2 separate regions of the Homo sapiens genome follow, and region 2 is linked to region 1. Evidence: read pairs that join two places in POLR2A ChIA-PET (ENCODE). Cell type or tissue: endothelial cell of umbilical vein. All regions are shown on one strand. Links, peaks and the distances in the headings refer to the core of each region. The heading gives the core; the rest is flanking DNA.

Region 1 (8,327 bases), core at 170-8,169:
AAACCCCGTCTCTACCAAAAATACAAAAAAATTAGCCGGGTGTGGTGGCAGATGCCTATAATCCCAGCTACTTGGGAGGCTGGGGTAGGAGAATTGCTAGAACCCAGGAGGTGGAGGTTGCAGTGAGCCAAGATCATGCCATTGCACTCCAGCCCAGGCGACAGTACGAGACTCCGTCTCAAAAAAAAAAAAAAAAAAAAGAAAACCATACATTCCAAAAATAGCGATTGAGCATTAGCTCTGTGCTAGGGGCTGGGAACACCAAGGAGAAGCACCCACCCCTGTCTAGATGGTGTTGATGGGATGCCAGGGAAGACTTGGCGGAGGGGGTGATGCCCACACGGTATCCTGAAGGAGGAATGGGCCTGAGCCAGGCAAAGAGGAGCAGGGAGGGTGTGGCTAGCACTTCATGCACAGGGCTAGCAAGTGCAAAGGCCTGGGGGTCAGAGAGAGCAGGATGCATTTGAAGAGCTGTCTAGCATGGCTGGAGCACAGCACAGGAAGAGTTCATACTCCACCTGTTTGTCTGTCCATGTGTCCATCCTTCCATCCGGCACATGAATAGTTACATGAGTTGCTGTCATGGCCCCCACTGCCAGGACTCTTCTGTTTAGCCCAGAAGGCCCTGTCTATCTCTCCAGCCTCCCTGGCTCTTGCCGCTGACGGTACCCTCCACCTCCAGCTCTATCCAGTTACATGCACTCCCTTGAATACATCTTGCTTGCTCCTGCCTCTGTGCCTTTGCACCTGCTGTTCACTGTGCCTGGAATAACCTTTCTTTTGTTTTGAACCCCTTTTGAAAAATAACTCTCCACCTGCTCTGATTTTGCAAGAAATATGCCTGCCTTCATCATCATTAAGACTCAGGAAGGAAGGGTCATTTTGCCTTATTATTTCCCCCTCCAGGAATCATCCCCCTGACCCACCTGTCTGGGCTGGGTTTATTGCTTTCTCCTTTGTGTCTTTGTCACAGCCCTGACTATACTGTGCCACCTGTGTCTGGCCTCTCTGCCAGACTGAGAATGCAATGAGGACAGGGACTGGGTGTGGTTCATTGTCACTGCTGGCCAGAGAGACCCAGGAGGTCACCAGACCTGGGTCCTGCCCTCAAGAACCACGCCCTCGAGGGAAATGATGCACACAGGAACAGTAACCAGGATACTGGGCAGAGTAGACTAGTAGGCGCCTGGGTCCTCTGGTCATGGCCATGGGGGGCCCAACGTGAAGTTCCCAAGGAGCAGCAGAGGGGTGTTCTCTGCCTGCCAGGGCCTGACTCCAGCTGTGCAAACAGTTTTTGCAAAATGCATCTTGGCCTCCACCACTCCATTTGTCCTGCACAGTTTGCTTTGGCTTCACCCCAGTCTCAGGCCCTTCATCCCTTCCCACCGGTCCCCACTCCTTCCATTGGTTTCCCAGGCCTTGCACCTCAGACTACTGGGAGCACTGTCTGAGCCAAACCCTAGGGCTCAATGAAAACCAGACGTAAGGCTGGGTGCATTGGCTCACGCCTGTAATCCCAGCACTTTGGGAGGCTGAGGCGGGCCAATCACCTGAGGTCGGGAGTTCGAGACCAGCCTGACTAACATGGAGAAACCTTCTCTCCACGAAAAATACAAAATTAGCCGGGTGTGGTGGCACAAGCCTGTAATCCCCGCTACTTGGCAGGCTGAGGCAGGAGAATCACTTGAACCCGGGAGGTGGAGGTTGCAGTGAGCCGAGATCGTGCCATTGCACTCCAGCCTAGGCAACAAGTGCGAAACTCCATCTCAAAAAAAAAAAAAACAAAAAAAACAAGAAACAAACAAACAAAAAAATCCAGACGTAAAAGAAAATAGAACTGAGGCTCAGGTTCTATCAGGTCTATTGTCTTCTTTCTATAGACCTCAGGCAAATGGTGCTGCCTACTCTTGTGACCACACCTGCACCCACCCCACACCTCTCCCCTTGCCTTTATTTATTATTATTTTTCTTTAGCAAACATTTTTTGAGCAATTACTTATTTGCCAGGCACTCCTCTGAGCACTTCAGGCACATTACCTCATTTAATTGGAACAACTACCATGTGAAGTGCATGTTATTATCACTAAACCATTAAAAATGGCAAATTCTGTCCCATGCAAAGCAACTCACTCTAGCTTATATGGTGAGTAAGCGGTGCAGCTGGGATTCATGCCTGGGTCCGTCCACCCCTGAGGCCCCAGCTTGTGACTCCTGTGCTGTGCTGTCCGCCAGCCACAGCACGGCTCACGGCACACCGTGAGTGCCACGGCATGGCTCATGGCACATGGTGAGTGGCCCCTTCATTCCTAGAAGGCAGTCTTGTGTGGTAGAGCACTGAGCCGGGAGTCAAGAGACATGGGTTCCAAATCCAGCGGTCATTCCCATTGTTCTGTGATTGTGGGCAAGTTTCTTACTATCTTGGGTTCCCCTCGAAGCCTCATTTTCCCCATTACATGAAGGGTTAGATTCTATAAACTGTAGTTCTCTTCCAGCTGTAAGATTCAGGGAATTGAATGTACCTCGTAATGCATTGGTGAGGGTGCTGCCAGAGAGTGGAAGATGGTGGGAATGGCCTAGACCAGAGCAGGTTCATAGCCAATGGTGGTTATGCAGATTAAGGGCCTAGTAGCAGGGGCCATAGCCCTGCTACTCACAGATACGCTTTTCTTTTCAGGTCTCTTTATTCGTGTGGATGGATATGTCTATGTGTGTCTCTCTTTCTCGCTGTGTGTGTGTGTATGTTTCCATTCATCCACCCCAATGTCTGAATTCTCTTTTAGTTATAGAAGGTAAAGGCCTGATCAGCAAACAGCCTGGCACCTGTGATCCGTATGTGAAGGTATGTGGTGGGGCCGGAGATGGAGAGTGGGATATTGAGGGGCCATGTTACTGGGCTCAGTCCCAAGGTCCCAGCACACCTGTGGGGCTGGTGACCTTTGAGGAGGCAGTTGCCATCTCACTCATCTTCTCAATAGGCATTTATTGGGCCCAGTGCTGGGACAAACCCATTCCCTTAGCTCGGCTGGGTCCCTGGGGCTTCCTGCAACAGCCAAAATCTTAAGGGCGATCTTGGTCATCTATATAGGTGGGCAGTGAGTATGTGGATGGCTGAAATCCACAGGTAATCCCAAGACCTCTTGTGAAAAGCACCGTTTTCACCCACTTTCCCCCCAAACTAGGGGCAGGATGGCCAGATTTGGGCAGTAGAGTGGAGGGAGTGTCTCTGAGGGCTGGAAGATCCTTCTGGGTTGGGCTTTTGCTGTAAAGACAGGGTCCTTATAGGGGTGGGGCTCTACTTTCAGTGAGAGCCAAAGGCCAGGAGCTTCCTAAAGTGTGGCAGCTGGGGTTCCAGGTGCTGGCCCTCAGCATTCTTCCTGAAGCCTTCAGGCTGATCAGAAGCCCCTGCTGGCAAGGAATTTATCAGGAGCAGGGCTAGAACAGCCCTGGGTTGAGAACATGGATTTGGGGCCTTGGCAGAGGCTGACCTGGAGCCTTCGTGAAGGGAGCACTCAGCAGCTGCTGGGACCTTAGAAGAGAGGAGTCCTTTCGCTTCTGGGGAAACCACTCTGCTTGGGGGAAGAGCAGAGATGATAAAGTTGTACCCCAGCTCTGGCTGGGCCGTGGCTGCCTTTTTGGTACCACCCACCATGAGGCCCTGTCCTGGCATCTGCCTCCAATGTCTCTTGCCCTGGGCTCCTTGTTCCCTTGCAGCATCTGACAGGGGACTCTATTCTGTCCTCTGCAGAGGCTGACTTGAAGGACCCTGGGAAGCCTTTAACTTGGAGATGTGCAGAGTCAGCTGCTGGGCTTAGGTGGGCCATGAGATCCGCTAATCATGCTTCCTTTTTTCCAATTCAAGATTTCTTTGATCCCTGAAGATAGTAGACTACGCCACCAGAAGACGCAGACCGTTCCAGACTGCAGAGACCCGGCTTTCCACGAGCACTTCTTCTTGTAAGAGTCTGGTGCAGCTGGGCCCTAGAAAGGAGAGGGAAGGAGTGTTTATCTGGAAACAGCTCTGTTTGCCAAATCTAGAACTAGATCTATGCAAAAAAAAAAAAAAAAAAAAAACCAAAACAAAAAAAACCAGTGCCTTCTAAAGGATGTCTTTGTTTTCTCACTCACTTGTGTCCTTGCATCCCTGGCACCAGGCCCAGCAGCGAGGTCCACAGTGATAAGGTATCACTTGGCTAGCTCTCATAACTAAAATGCCCAGCCTGGGGCTGGCAGCCCATAAAAAGTGTAGGCAATTTCCCACTGTGCCTTGGGCCAAGCTTTCTCCTTTAGCCGAAGGAATTTTCCAAGCTGAAGGATGTTTTGCCTCCCTGCCCCCCTTTTTACTTCAACTTTCTAACCTCTCTGAGCCTTGGCTTCCTTATTTGTAAAATGGGGCTAATAATAGTAGCAACCTCAGAGAGCTGTGGGGTATAAATGGGACAGTATAACATAACACAGGGTACCAGCTATTATTGTTATTATTTCTTTCCCCAATCTCTGAACTCTGGGGCCAATGGGAAGGTAATGTACATTTTGTATTTTCCTATTAGTGAAAATTAATATTTTGGTTTTTCTCTTACTACATAAAGTAGTTTTGGTTATGATAGGAAAATAGAAAATATAGATGAGTAAAAAGAAGAAAATAGAAAACACCTATAGCCCTCCTACTCACAGATACGCCCTACTGTATTTCTTTTCAGACCTTTTAAGGTCCTTTTCAGACCTTTTCAGACCTTTTAATGTGTATGTTTGCGTGTGGGTGTGTATGTTTGCATGTGTGTGTGTATATGTCTGTGTGTGTATGTTTACAAAAATGGAATTTTTTTTTTTGAGATGGAGTCTTGCTCTGTCACCCAGGCTGGAGTGCAGTGGCACAATCTCGGCTCACTGTAAGCTCCGCCTCCTGGGTTCACGCCATTCTCCTGCCTCAGCCTCTGGAGTAGCTGGGACTACAGGCGCCTGCCGCCATGCCTGGCTAATTTTTTTTGTATTTTTAGTAGAGACGGGGTTTCACCGTGTTAGCCAGGATGGTCTCGATCTCCTGACCTCATGATCCGCCCACCTCTGTCTCCCAAAGTGCTGGGATTACAGGCATGAGCCACTGTGCCCGGCCCGAAAATGGAATTATTTTATAATAGCATGTTGTAACCTCCTTTTTGTCCTTAACAACATAATATAAACTGTTTTATGCATGGAGGTAGTCATCTCTTACTTTATTTGTAATATAGTTTATTTAACCAGCTGTTGACGTTACTTCCACATTTTTGGAATTATGACTGACTCTATGAGTCAGCTATGGCCTGGAGCTCAGCCCTTACTAACACTCCGATGGTCTGATTGATTTCGCAGTCCTGTCCAAGAGGAGGATGATCAGAAGCGTCTCTTGGTTACTGTGTGGAACAGGGCCAGCCAGTCCAGGTGAGGAGAGCTGCTGAGCTGGAGGGGGACTCTGCTCTGGGCTAGTGGGTGACAGCCAGGTGGCCAGCATACACCAGGGGTTCGATTAGTGCTTTCTGGATAAATGAGTGATAGTGGCAATACTAAATTGCAGAGGCTGCCCCTCCTTGAGTCTCCATCATTCCAGGTGTTACCAAGGACTGTGTTATCAATGAGCATTTGCTGAGCACTCGGTATCAAACAAGGCACTGTGCTGGTCACTGGGGAAGCCGACCAGCCTACACATGGAAATTTATTCTCAAGGTGTCCACTGTTCACGTGGGGACACCAGGCACTGCATGGAGAGAAATTACAATAACAACATGTACGTGCTCAGTTCTACAGGACTCTAAGCACCTTGAAAAACAGGACTATTTCTTTTTTAGTCATCACAGTACCTAGTGCCTGGCATATAGATGTTTATTAGATATTGGCTGCATGAAGAAAAGAATGACATGAGTAATAAAGGCCATCAGTATGGGAAGAGGGAGAGTTCACTGTGGTCTGAGATGATCAAGGAAGGCTTCATGGAAAAAGTGGAATTTTGAACTTGGGCACAGATGAAGAATAAGACAACTAAAGAAGAAGGTTGGAAATGGCATTCCAGGCAGGGCAAAGCATGAGCAAAGGCAAGGAGGCAGAAATACTCACTGTAAGCTAAGGCTGCCATGATGAGGCCAGGTAAGGGAGTATAGAAGTTTTGTGTAGGAGAATCCAAACAGGCTGATCTTGCAGGCAGTGCAGGACACAGGAGGGCTGAAGTGGCCATTAGTGACGGCAGTTAGAGCGGAGCAGGGGAGGAGTGCCGGGCAGGTGAGCATGAGAATTGGCTGTTGAGTGACAGCAATGCACTGCCATGGCCCACTGTTAGCGGCAGTGGCTCATTTGGCTGGTGCAGCCTAAGGAATCTGGGATACCCCATGGTCAGTATCATTTGCGGAGCAATCACATCACTGAATGGTGACTGAAAAGGGGCTTCCGTGAATGAAAATCAGCTCAAGTCACCAGCTGAGACCTGGAAAACATTTTTGGGTTCAATGCTCTTTAGTACTCTAAATGTTATTAGCTAATATGTTTTTTAAAATCGGGGTGTATTTAACATACAAAACGAAGGATTTCTCTTTTAATAAAGTATCCACTTTTCATCCTAGGGTAGTATAGTACAATAAACCTCATTCATTCATTCATCCAGCTGCCATTTCCTGGGTATCACTGTGGCAACAACATGCTGGGGATGCATGCATAGGGTCAAAGACTTTCCTATCGGATCACCGATAGAGACTTGGAGCTGAGAGTGAGGAGGGGGACGTCATGTTAATAACAATAGCAATTGCTGACTGGGTGCTGACCTGGAGCCAGGGGTTAACAGTGCATTGTCTCATTTAATTCTTTTTTTTTTTTTTTTTTTTTTGAGACGGAGTCTCGCTCTGTCGCCCAGGCCGGACTGCGGACTGCAGTGGCGCAATCTCGGCTCACTGCAAGCTCCGCTTCCCGGGTTCACGCCATTCTCCTGCCTCAGCCTCCCGAGTAGCTGGGACTACAGGCGCCCGCCACCGCGCCCGGCTAATTTTTTGTATTTTTAGTAGAGACGGGGTTTCACCTTGTTAGCCAGGATGGTCTCGATCTCCTGACCTCATGATCCACCCGCCTCGGCCTCCCAAAGTGCTGGGATTACAGGCGTGAGCCACCGCGCCCGGCCTGTCTCATTTAATTCTTACAACAGCTCTAAGAAGAGTGTGGTTTTGTCCTAAGTTTTCAGAAGAGGAAACTAAAGTTTAGAGAGGTTAGGAATTTGCCTAAGGTCATACAGCCAGTTAACAATAGAGCCGGGATGGAATCCAGGTGGTTGGACCCCAGGGTCTTTCCTCTCAACACTGTACTGACTCATGGGTGGACAGGTGAAAGGACAGAAGAAAGAGCCAGTAAAGTAGAGAGGGAAGGGCAGGGCAAGAGTGGAGTGAGGAGGGATCTGCAAACTCATTGACGTTGCTGGAAGGTTAAGTACAAAGTAGGGACTGGCTAAAGATTAGCTGAAGAGGTTGGTATAAGCCAAGTCAGATGATTCTGTAGATTCTCTTTGGAGTATGGGGTTTCTCCTAAGGGCCGGTGGTTCTCGATCCTGGATATACATCAGAATTCCTTGGGATGCTTGTCAGGAACCTAGATTCTTAGGTGCCGCGTCAGATTAATTACATCCAACTCTTCATGGGCAGGGCTGAGAAATCTGCATTTAAACATGTTTGCAGGGTGAACCTCCTGCAGTCACTTTGGTGTTTGGGAATGTCTGGCCATTGGGAGATACTGAAGTGTGTCAAGCCAGGGAATGATGGATGCACATTCTAGATCTATCACTTTGGTAGGTCTTTGGAAGGTTGAGGTGAGAGAGAGGCTTTGGGGCTAGGGAGGGGAAAACAGACTCAGGCCATATTTAGGAGATTAAATCAGTAGTGCTTAGTGGTGATTTGGCTGTGAGAGCAGTGTGAGAAGTCAAGGGTAACTCCTGGGCGGCTGGTGGTGTCTCCACCTAAGACAGAGTTACTGGAGGTGGAGGTGAGTCAGCTTGGGATACGGTGAGATGCAGGTGCTTGGAGGGGAGCCAGGTCAGAGCTGTGAAGTAGGGCTCACCTTTGCCTACCTGGAACTTGGAAGACAGAGATATGGGAGCCATGAGCAGGAAGGCAGTGGGTGAAATTCTGAGCAAGTGAGATTGTCAAGGAAGGTCATCGAATGCTAAGGACCAAGGGTCCGCTCCCTGTCTTTGAAGGGACAGGCCAATGAAGGGAAGGTCCTGAAGGAGACAGCAGAGTGTCAGAGAGGCATATGGACGCCCAGAAAGCCCTTTGGGTGGAGGCAGACACCAAACTGCTGGAGAAGGAGCCGGTCATGCCCTTCAT
Region 2 (8,327 bases), core at 250-8,249, 53 kb before region 1:
CACTCCATCTAGGGTGACCACTACCACTCCCCTGAATTCCGTTCTGGTGCCTTTTGTACCCCTTCCCAATGCCTCCAATAGGAGCAATTTTGCTTGGGTGACTGGGGTGCCTCTGTGAGTCATGTTCATAGAGCAGTGGCCTGTCCTCACTGAGTTGAGAAAGGCTTTATGGAAGAGATGATTTTTGCATTGAATCTTGAGTATGTGTGGGAGTTTTCCTGATATGGGAAAGAACTCTTGAGAGGGAATAGCCTGTGCAAAGGCATCTAGGAGGATCACAGCTGCTCAGGAAACACTGAGCAGTTGAGTGTGGTTGTGGGGTTGGGTATTTAAGGGAGAGTGGTCTATCACACCAAAGAGGTAGGCAGGGGCTTGTATGGACTGCTAAGTCTTTTGACCTTTATCATCCAGGCCAGTGGTGCTCCGCCTTGACTGTACACTAAGACCAATTGTGAAGCTTTTATTTATTTATTTATTTGAGACGGAGTTTCGCTCTTGTTGCCCAGGCTGGAGTGCCATGGTGTGATCTCGGCTCACCACAACCTCTGCCTTCTGGGTCCAGGTTCAAGCAATTCTCCTGCCTTAGCCTCCCCGGTAGCTGGGATTATAGGCATGCACCACCACGCCTGGCTAAGATTTTGTATTTTTAGTAGAAACGGGGTTTCTCCATGTTGGTCAGGCTGGTCTCGAACTCCCAACCTCAGGTGATCTGCCCGCCTCGGCCTCCCAAAATGTTGGGATTACAGGCGTGAGCCACTGCGCCCAGCCAAGAAGCTTTTAAAACTCTAATACTCAGACTGTGTCCCAGCTATTAAGTCAGAATTTCTGATGGTAGGAACTAGGCCTCAGTGTTTTTTGTTTGTTTGTTTTTTAAAGCTCTTCATTTCTCCCAGTGTACAGCTAAGGTGAGAACCAGTGCTGGTAGGGAGTCCATGGAAATGCTATAATTTAGCATAATACCTCTGGTGGCAGCTTGGAAGATGTTTGTTTAGGGAAAGGGAGATTGAGAAAAGAATGAATGAATCTACCTAGGGACTAGTTGGGGAAGCAGCTGATGCAAAAGAAACATAAAACTAGAGGTTTTTGTTTTTGCTTTGTTTATGGGTACATGAGGGATGGCGCAAGAAGATGAGTCACATTCTGGTAAGAGGAGTATTCATATGCTGTGAAAAAGTAGATTAGGGTTTCTTGGAGGAATCCTGGGTCTTTTAACACACACTTGAGCGTAATCTCTAATTCTGTAATAGATGAAGTTACAGTCCCAGGTGAGCAGAATCTCAAGTAGAACTCAGAAGGTCTAACTACCTTTTACCTGCCATCAAGGTCTTGTCTTTTCCTGGATGCAGAGTCACTTGTAGACTAGGGGTCACCTAGAAGCCCCCAAATAGGGTATGATATGGTAATAAGAGGAAGATTGAATGGACTCTTTGGTTACTAGGTTACAGAACTCTGCCAGGTCAGAACAGTGACATGAAGCAGCAGCAGCAGATGGAAAAAGGAACCACTTCGAAACAGGTGAGAGTGTACCAAGGCCTCTGCTAGGACCCAGTTTCAGTTATCTATTACTATGTAACAACCCCAAAGCTTAACCATAATGATTTGCTATTGCTAATGATTCTGTGGGTTGACTGGACAGTTGTTCTTCTCCTGCTTGAGGTCACTTAATGCAGCTGGGCTGAGGCTGTTGGCCAAGTTGCTGGTTTTCCTTCCTGAGGCCTCTGCATGTGGCTTATTTGGGCTTTTTGATAGCATAGTAGTCTCATGAAAGCAGTTTCATGAAAGCAGTTTCTTAAGGGATGGGCCTGGAACTAAAACAGTGTTACTTGTGCCACATTTTCTTGGCCAAAGAAGCCACAAGTCCATCCCAGAGAGTAAATAAGAGAAGAAATAGGCCCTATCTCCTGATGGGAGGAACAGCATGTGCATACCAGAATGGGAGGAATTGTTGGAAGCCATCTTTGGAGGCCGTCTGCCCTTAGTTGACTGCAGGGAATGGGAAGGAGTGGTTCTAGGTTCATTTGGACAGCATGGAGGGCAAAGAACGTGTGGTAAAAGCTTCTCTTCAGTCCCAAGAGGTGGGTCTCTGGCTCATCTTAGATGTTAATTTCTCCAAGAGAAGCATCTTTTAGAAAAATCCTTTTAGTTTCCTAAAGTCTTGATTCAAATTTCCTTATACCCCAATGAATTTCAGGATTCCACGGAGAGACCAAAGATGAACTACTATGACCATGCGGATTTCCACCACAGTGTAAAAAGTAAGTTACTAGAGTAGAGGAACCTTAGTAAGTGACTGAGGATAGGGAGAGTTGAACCTGTGTTGACCAGGATAGTTTACCTCCCTGAAGGCACAGTTCCTCTATCTCAGAGAAGTCCTAAAAACACCCCATTTTTCCTTTTCTGTCCTCCATTTGTTGTAGTTGAGAGGAGTTTACAGGTGCAATTAATGACTGCATCTTCTTTTAGGTCCTGAATTGTATGAAACAGAACCCACTAACAAGGACATTAGTGCTCCAGTGGACGCTGTGCCAGAAGCCCAGGCTGCCAGGCAAAAGAAGATCTCCTTTAACTTTTCAGAAATTATGGCTAGCACAGGCTGGAACTCTGAGCTCAAACTACTTAGGATTCTTCAGGACACTGATGATGAGGATGAGGAGGACCAGTCCTCTGGGGCAGAGTGAGAAGCCTCTGGAGGAATAGACTGAAGGCATCCCCTGGGGCAGCCGTGTTCCAAAGCGGGATGGCTGGTATCCTGAGGGCAGCAACGTTTCACATAAGGGCAAGAGGAGAGGGGCTTCTGCTCTCTGGAGCCTTTACCAGGGCCTGAGCTCTGAGCTTAGGGATTCCATTTTCTTTGTTCACCTCTACTTGCCTCTAAAATAAATGTAGGAGAAAAATCCCCAGCCTTTTTAAATTTAGATTATTTCCTTTCCATTAGGGTCAGAATAATTTTGGTGATTAAACACAACTGCTTTTCAATCAAAAGACTTATTTTCTGTTTCTAGGAGGAAGGGAAAGATGTTTCTTGGTATCTGTTTTCTGGGTCACTCTTATCTCTGAAGTTCTGAAAGGTTTCCAGTTGTAGGAGGCTGAATTTGGCTCATGGGAGCTGCCATGATGCTCCCTAGATTTTCCTCTCATTCCCTAGAAATGGTTTCTTTTGGAGATGGGATCTACATTGTTATCAAATAATGTTCATTGTGTCGCTGGTCTTAAGCTCCTAGGCTCAAGCAGTCCTCCCTCCTCAGCCTCCCAAAGTGCTGGGATTACAGGCATGAACCACTGTGCCCAGCCAAAAGCTCTAGTTTCTTTCTTTTTTTTTTTGAGATGGAGTTTTGTTCTTGTTGCCCAGGCTGGAGTGCAATGGCATGATCTCGGCTCACCGCAACCTCCGCCTCCTGGGTTCAAGCGATTCTCCTGCCTCAGCCTCCCGAGTAGCTGGGATTACAGGCATACGCCACCATGCCTGGCTAATTTTGTATTTTTAGTAGAGATGGGGGTTTCTCCATGTTGGTCAGGCTGGTCTCGAACTCCTGACCTCAGGTGAGCCACCCACTTCAGCCTCCCAAAGTGCCGTGATTGCAGGTGTGAGCCACCGCACCCGGCAAAAAGCTCTAGTTTCTAAGGAACTGAGTCTGCACAGGAAAGTTTCAGTGATGCTCATAAAGGCTCAGAATTTCAGAGTCTGAGAGAACTTCTAACTTGGTTTTGGAGGTTTTTTTTTTTTCATGTTTTAGTCCTTAAAAAGATATAATGTAAAAATTTCAAAATTACGTAAAAGGAAAGAGAATAATATAATGAAACTTTGATGTATTCAGTATCTTAGATCTGGGCAAGGAAGGCCCTTGGCCCCGTGCTTTAGAAAGTCCTCTGGTGTTCTGGCTGTGCTGCCCCTCACGGCAGAGAAATCTGCAGAGCCAAGTGGACGTACACCTAGCTGGAGTCTGTGACTCCCCTTTTAGACTTTGTTCCTGGTATTTGGAACCCTGGAATTCCCTGCCCAGTGGCCTCTTGCCTACTTCCATGGCTTCTGCAGGCCTCTTTTGTGGGTCCATCTCCCAAGAGTGGACTATCCCACCAGTGTGTGTGCTGCTGGGTTCAAGGGGGTAAGAGGAGGGTATTTGGAGAGGGATGTGCCCAGAGCTTGGACAGATAGACTGGGGTATCAGCATTTGTTGCCTTTCCCAGTAAGGATGGGATCATGGGGATGAGAAGTGAGGGCTGGTTCTTCTAGTGCTGCATGTTAGTGTGGAACCTCAAGGAATCTGTGGATTTTGAATGAACCTGGCTTTCTAGATCATGAAGGTATACTGGTCAAGGTAGCAAGTTAGAACATGTTTTATTTAACAATTTGTTAGCTTAATTTATAGTTTTTAAATGTTCAGACATGGTTAGTAGACCTGTTTTTGTACACTTATCCTGAGTCCTGCAAAACATTAGGACTGTCCAGAGCCATCATTTGGGACAAATTTTAAGGAGGAAGAATTTAACCCCACAATGTAGAGATCATTAATTTGCAGTCCCATTTTAAAGGTAAGGATAGCAAGGCTCAGAGAGGGGATTTGTCTTGACTGAGCTCATGAGCTGGGAAGTGGGGCTAAGCTGGAATCTGGGTCTCCTAGTGCTAGGTCAGAGCTCTTTTCATTATTCCAGTCTGCTGTTCTCTCACCTCATTCTCCAGAAACAATGGTAGGTTATTCATCATCATATTTAACCAGAGTCTGACTTCCTCTCCTTCCTGGTGTGCTGTCTGTCTTCCTCTGTAATTGATTAATGTGGGTCCCAGGGATGCTGGCTCCATGTTTTTTATAATCAGGAAAGTTGGAAACATATAAAAGTTAATGAGATCCCATGTGTCCATTACCTAAGAATTATCAATTTGTGACCAATCTTGTTTCATATACACACACCCCCATCCTGAACAAGGTTATCTGAAGCAAAGGTCATTTTTATCCATAAATATTTCAGCATACACTTCTAAAAGAAAAGTGTTAAAAATAACTACGAAAATTAATCATAGCTGCTTAATATCAAATATCCAGGCAAATTCAAATTTCCCTCTATTATTAATTTCTTTTCACAGTTGATACCTTCAAACTAGAATCCAAATAAGGCCCATAAATTGTATTTGGTTGATACACTCAAAAATTTCTTTCTTTCTTTTTTTTTTTTGACATAGGGTCTCACTCTGTTACCCAGGTTGGGGTGCAGTGGCACGATCACGGCTCACTGAAGCCTCGACCTCGTGGGCTAAGATGATCCTCCTGCCTCAAATTGTTGGGACCACAGCCATGCGCCACCATGCCTGGCTAATTTTTTTTTTTTTATTATTTGTAGAGATGGTGTCTTGCTATGTTGCCCAGGCTAGTCTCAAACTCCTGGGCTCCAGTAATCCTCCCATCTTGGCCTCCCAAAGTGCTGGGATTACAGGAGGGAGCCACCTGGCCCCTAAAATTCTTTAATCTATAGGTCCCACTTTCTCCTTTTTCATTTTTCTTTTCTTGCAATTTATTTGCTGAAGAAACTGGGTTGTTTGGTCTGTAGATTCCTACATTCTTGATTTTTCCAGTTGTATCCTCATGGTGTTGTTTAACACATTTCTTCATTCTCTTTATTTCCTGCAAACTGTTAGATCCAGAGGCTTGAGCTGCTTCATGGTATTTTTTTTTTTTTGCAAGAAAATTTCATAGATGGCATTATGTTCTTCCATCAGGAGGCCCTTAATGTCTGGGTGTCTCTTCTCTGGTCTTAGTGGCCAATAATGATCTTTGCCTGATTTTTGTATATTGATCGTGTATCCCGCAACATTACTTACCTTGTTACTTAGTTTTGGTAGTTTTTTAGTGGATTTCTTATTATTTTCTTTTTCTTTTTTGGAGTGTTTCGCCTTTATTGATAGTGTTGTTGGGGACAGAGGAAAGATTTCTTTTCTCACATGTTGCTAGGTTAATGACAGAGACATATATAGCAAAGGACAGATTAGCAAGAGAAAAGCACACACGTTTATTTAATATAAGTTTTACATGACATGGGAGCCTTCCTATGGAGGTGAAGACAAAAACACAGGGAAACCTGGGTATTTTTATGCTGTTTGATGGAGAGTAGACAGTTGTGGAGAAATATGATTGGAGGACAAAAGAGTATGATCTAATGGTAATAAACTGGGGGAACTTAGCAAGGCGTGTTTGTGTAGATTCTTCTTTGTGTCCCTTGTGTCTTCAGAGCTAAGGATATTCCTTCCCTTTAGGTATAGGGAGGGTCCCTCTCAAAATGAGAAACTTGTTTTGGGGAGAAGAGGGAATGATGAGAGTGACCTTCCTGGTTCTGCCATGTTTTCAAATGCCAAGGTGCCATATTTTGGGGTTGCATGTCCTGAACCCCATCATTGTCCTCTTCTAAATTCATCCCTAACATGTCAAGGTGACTTCAGGGTGGTCACATGGTCCTGAGGCTTCCCCTTCATGAGTGAAGTGTGTTTTTCTAATGTGATGCTCCTGCAGGCAAAGTGGGGAAAGATGCCTTCTGACATGCAGCCCAACTTGTTTTTGGCTTATCATTCCTTTCATCCAGCAGGAACTAAGATTGCACCTGCCCACTTGCTGGTTTATTATACTACAAAGGATACAGATGAAGAAATGTGTAGGTCGAGGTATGGGGGAAGGGGCTTCCATGATTTCCCTGGGCACGCCACCCTCCAGGAATCTCCATGTGTTCAGCTATCTGGAAGCTCTTCTTAGGATTTTCTATATACAAGATTATATCATCTGCAAATAGAGATGTTTTTGTTTCTTTCCTTTTAATCTTCATGCTTCTAATTTCTTTTTCTTGCTTAATTGTCCTGGCTAGAACCTCTAGTACAATGTTGAATAGAAATGAAGAGAGTAGACATCCTTGTTTTATTTTTGATCTTAGGGCAAAGCATTCAGTCTTTCACCATTAAGTATGATGTTCACTTTGAGTTTTTCATAGAAGCACTTTATTATACTGAGTTCCCTGTTTTCTTCTTTTCTTTTTTTTCTTTTCTTTCCTTCCTTCCTTCCTTCTTTCCTCCCTTCCTTCCTTCCTTCCTCTCTCTTTTAATCTCTCGGTTTCTTTCTTTTCTTTTCCTTCCTTCCTTCTTTTCTTTTCTTTTTTTGACAGACTGTGTTGCCTAGGCAGGAGTGCAGTGGCACCATCATGGCTCACTGCAATCTTGACCTCCCAGAGCTCAGGCCATCCTCCCAGCTCAGCCTCCTGAGTAGCTGGGACTACAGGTGTGTGCCACCATGCCTGGCTACTTTGTTGTATTTTTTGTAGAGATGGGGTCTCACTTTGTTGCCCAGGCTGGTCTTGAACTCCTGGGCTCAAGTGCTCCTATTGCCTTGGCCTCCCAAAGTGTTGGGATTACAAGCGTGAGCCACCATGCTTGGCACTACCTTTTTCCTTTTTCTTTTTTTTTTTTTGTTTTTGAGACAGGGTCTCACTCTGTTGCCCAGGCTGCAGTGCAGTGGCACAATTATAGCTCATTGCTTGCAACCTCGACCTCCTGGGCTGAGGTGATCCTCCCACCTCAGCTGGGACCACAAGTGCACCACCATGCCTGGTTAATTTTTTTGTTTTTATTTTTAGTAGAGACAAGGTCTTGCGATGTTGCCAAAGTCCTGCGATGTTGCCAAAGTCCTGGGCTGAAGTGTTCCTCCTGTCTCAGCCTCCCAGACTGGTGGGATTATAGGTGTGAGCCACGGTATACCCAATCTTGAGTTCCCTTTTATGCCTAGTTTGTTGAGTGCGTGTGTGTGTTTTGTTTGTTTGTTTGTTTGTAATCATGAAAAGGCATAGGATTTTGTAAATGCTTTTTCTGCATCTATTGTGATATTGTGATGATCATGTATTTTTGGTTTTTCTTTTCTTTTTTTTTTGAGACGGAGTATTGCTCTGTCACCCAGGCTGGAGTGCAATGGTGCGATCTTGGCTCACTGCAACCTCCGCCTCCTGGGTTCAAGTGATCCTCCTGCGTCAGCCTCCCAAGCAGCTGGGACTACAGGCACGTGCCACTACGCCCAGCTAATTTTTGTATTTTTAGTAGAGATGGGGTTTCACCAGGTTGACCAAGATGGTCTTGATCTCTTGACTTCATGATCCACCCACCTTGGCCTCCCAAAGTGCTGGGATTACAGGCGTGAGCCACCGTGCCCGGCTGGTTTTTCTTCTATTGATATGGTATATTACATTAATTGAATTTTGGATGTTAAGCCAATCTGTGTTCCTGGGATAAATCCTACTTGATCATGTTGTCTAGTTATTTTTATATGTTGTTAGATTCAATTTGCTAGGATATTTTTGCATCCATA

Evidence for each region. ChIA-PET counts read pairs that join two places held together with the same protein. Peaks named below come from ENCODE experiments on the same cell type or tissue, not always from the same donor. Only the 100,000 strongest peaks of a DNase experiment are listed, where the experiment ranks them.
Region 2: POLR2A ChIA-PET joins it to region 1 with 6 read pairs; 3 of 35 experiments call an interaction of 5 or more read pairs at or near these places.

What each region holds. Positions count from the first base shown.
Region 1 is chr9:113,480,279-113,488,605 of GRCh38, forward strand. It overlaps RGS3 (regulator of G protein signaling 3), which reads left to right. Exons shown (of 23, transcript NM_001394167.1): 3 at 2,781-2,839; 4 at 3,860-3,954; 5 at 5,347-5,415. Among named protein-coding and RNA genes, the nearest start is that of RGS3, 21 kb to the left of the region's middle. In endothelial cell of umbilical vein, for the core only: no CTCF peak of the experiment used is centred there; DNase peaks (open chromatin) are centred at 4,223 and 5,273; H3K27ac peaks cover 1,451 bases.
Region 2 is chr9:113,426,709-113,435,035 of GRCh38, forward strand. C9orf43 (chromosome 9 open reading frame 43) reads left to right here. Exons shown (of 14, transcript NM_001278629.2): 12 at 1,439-1,515; 13 at 2,192-2,255; 14 at 2,464-2,982. The coding sequence ends at 2,678. Among named protein-coding and RNA genes, the nearest start is that of C9orf43, 20 kb to the left of the region's middle. In endothelial cell of umbilical vein, for the core only: no CTCF peak of the experiment used is centred there; a DNase peak (open chromatin) is centred at 4,683; H3K27ac peaks cover 623 bases.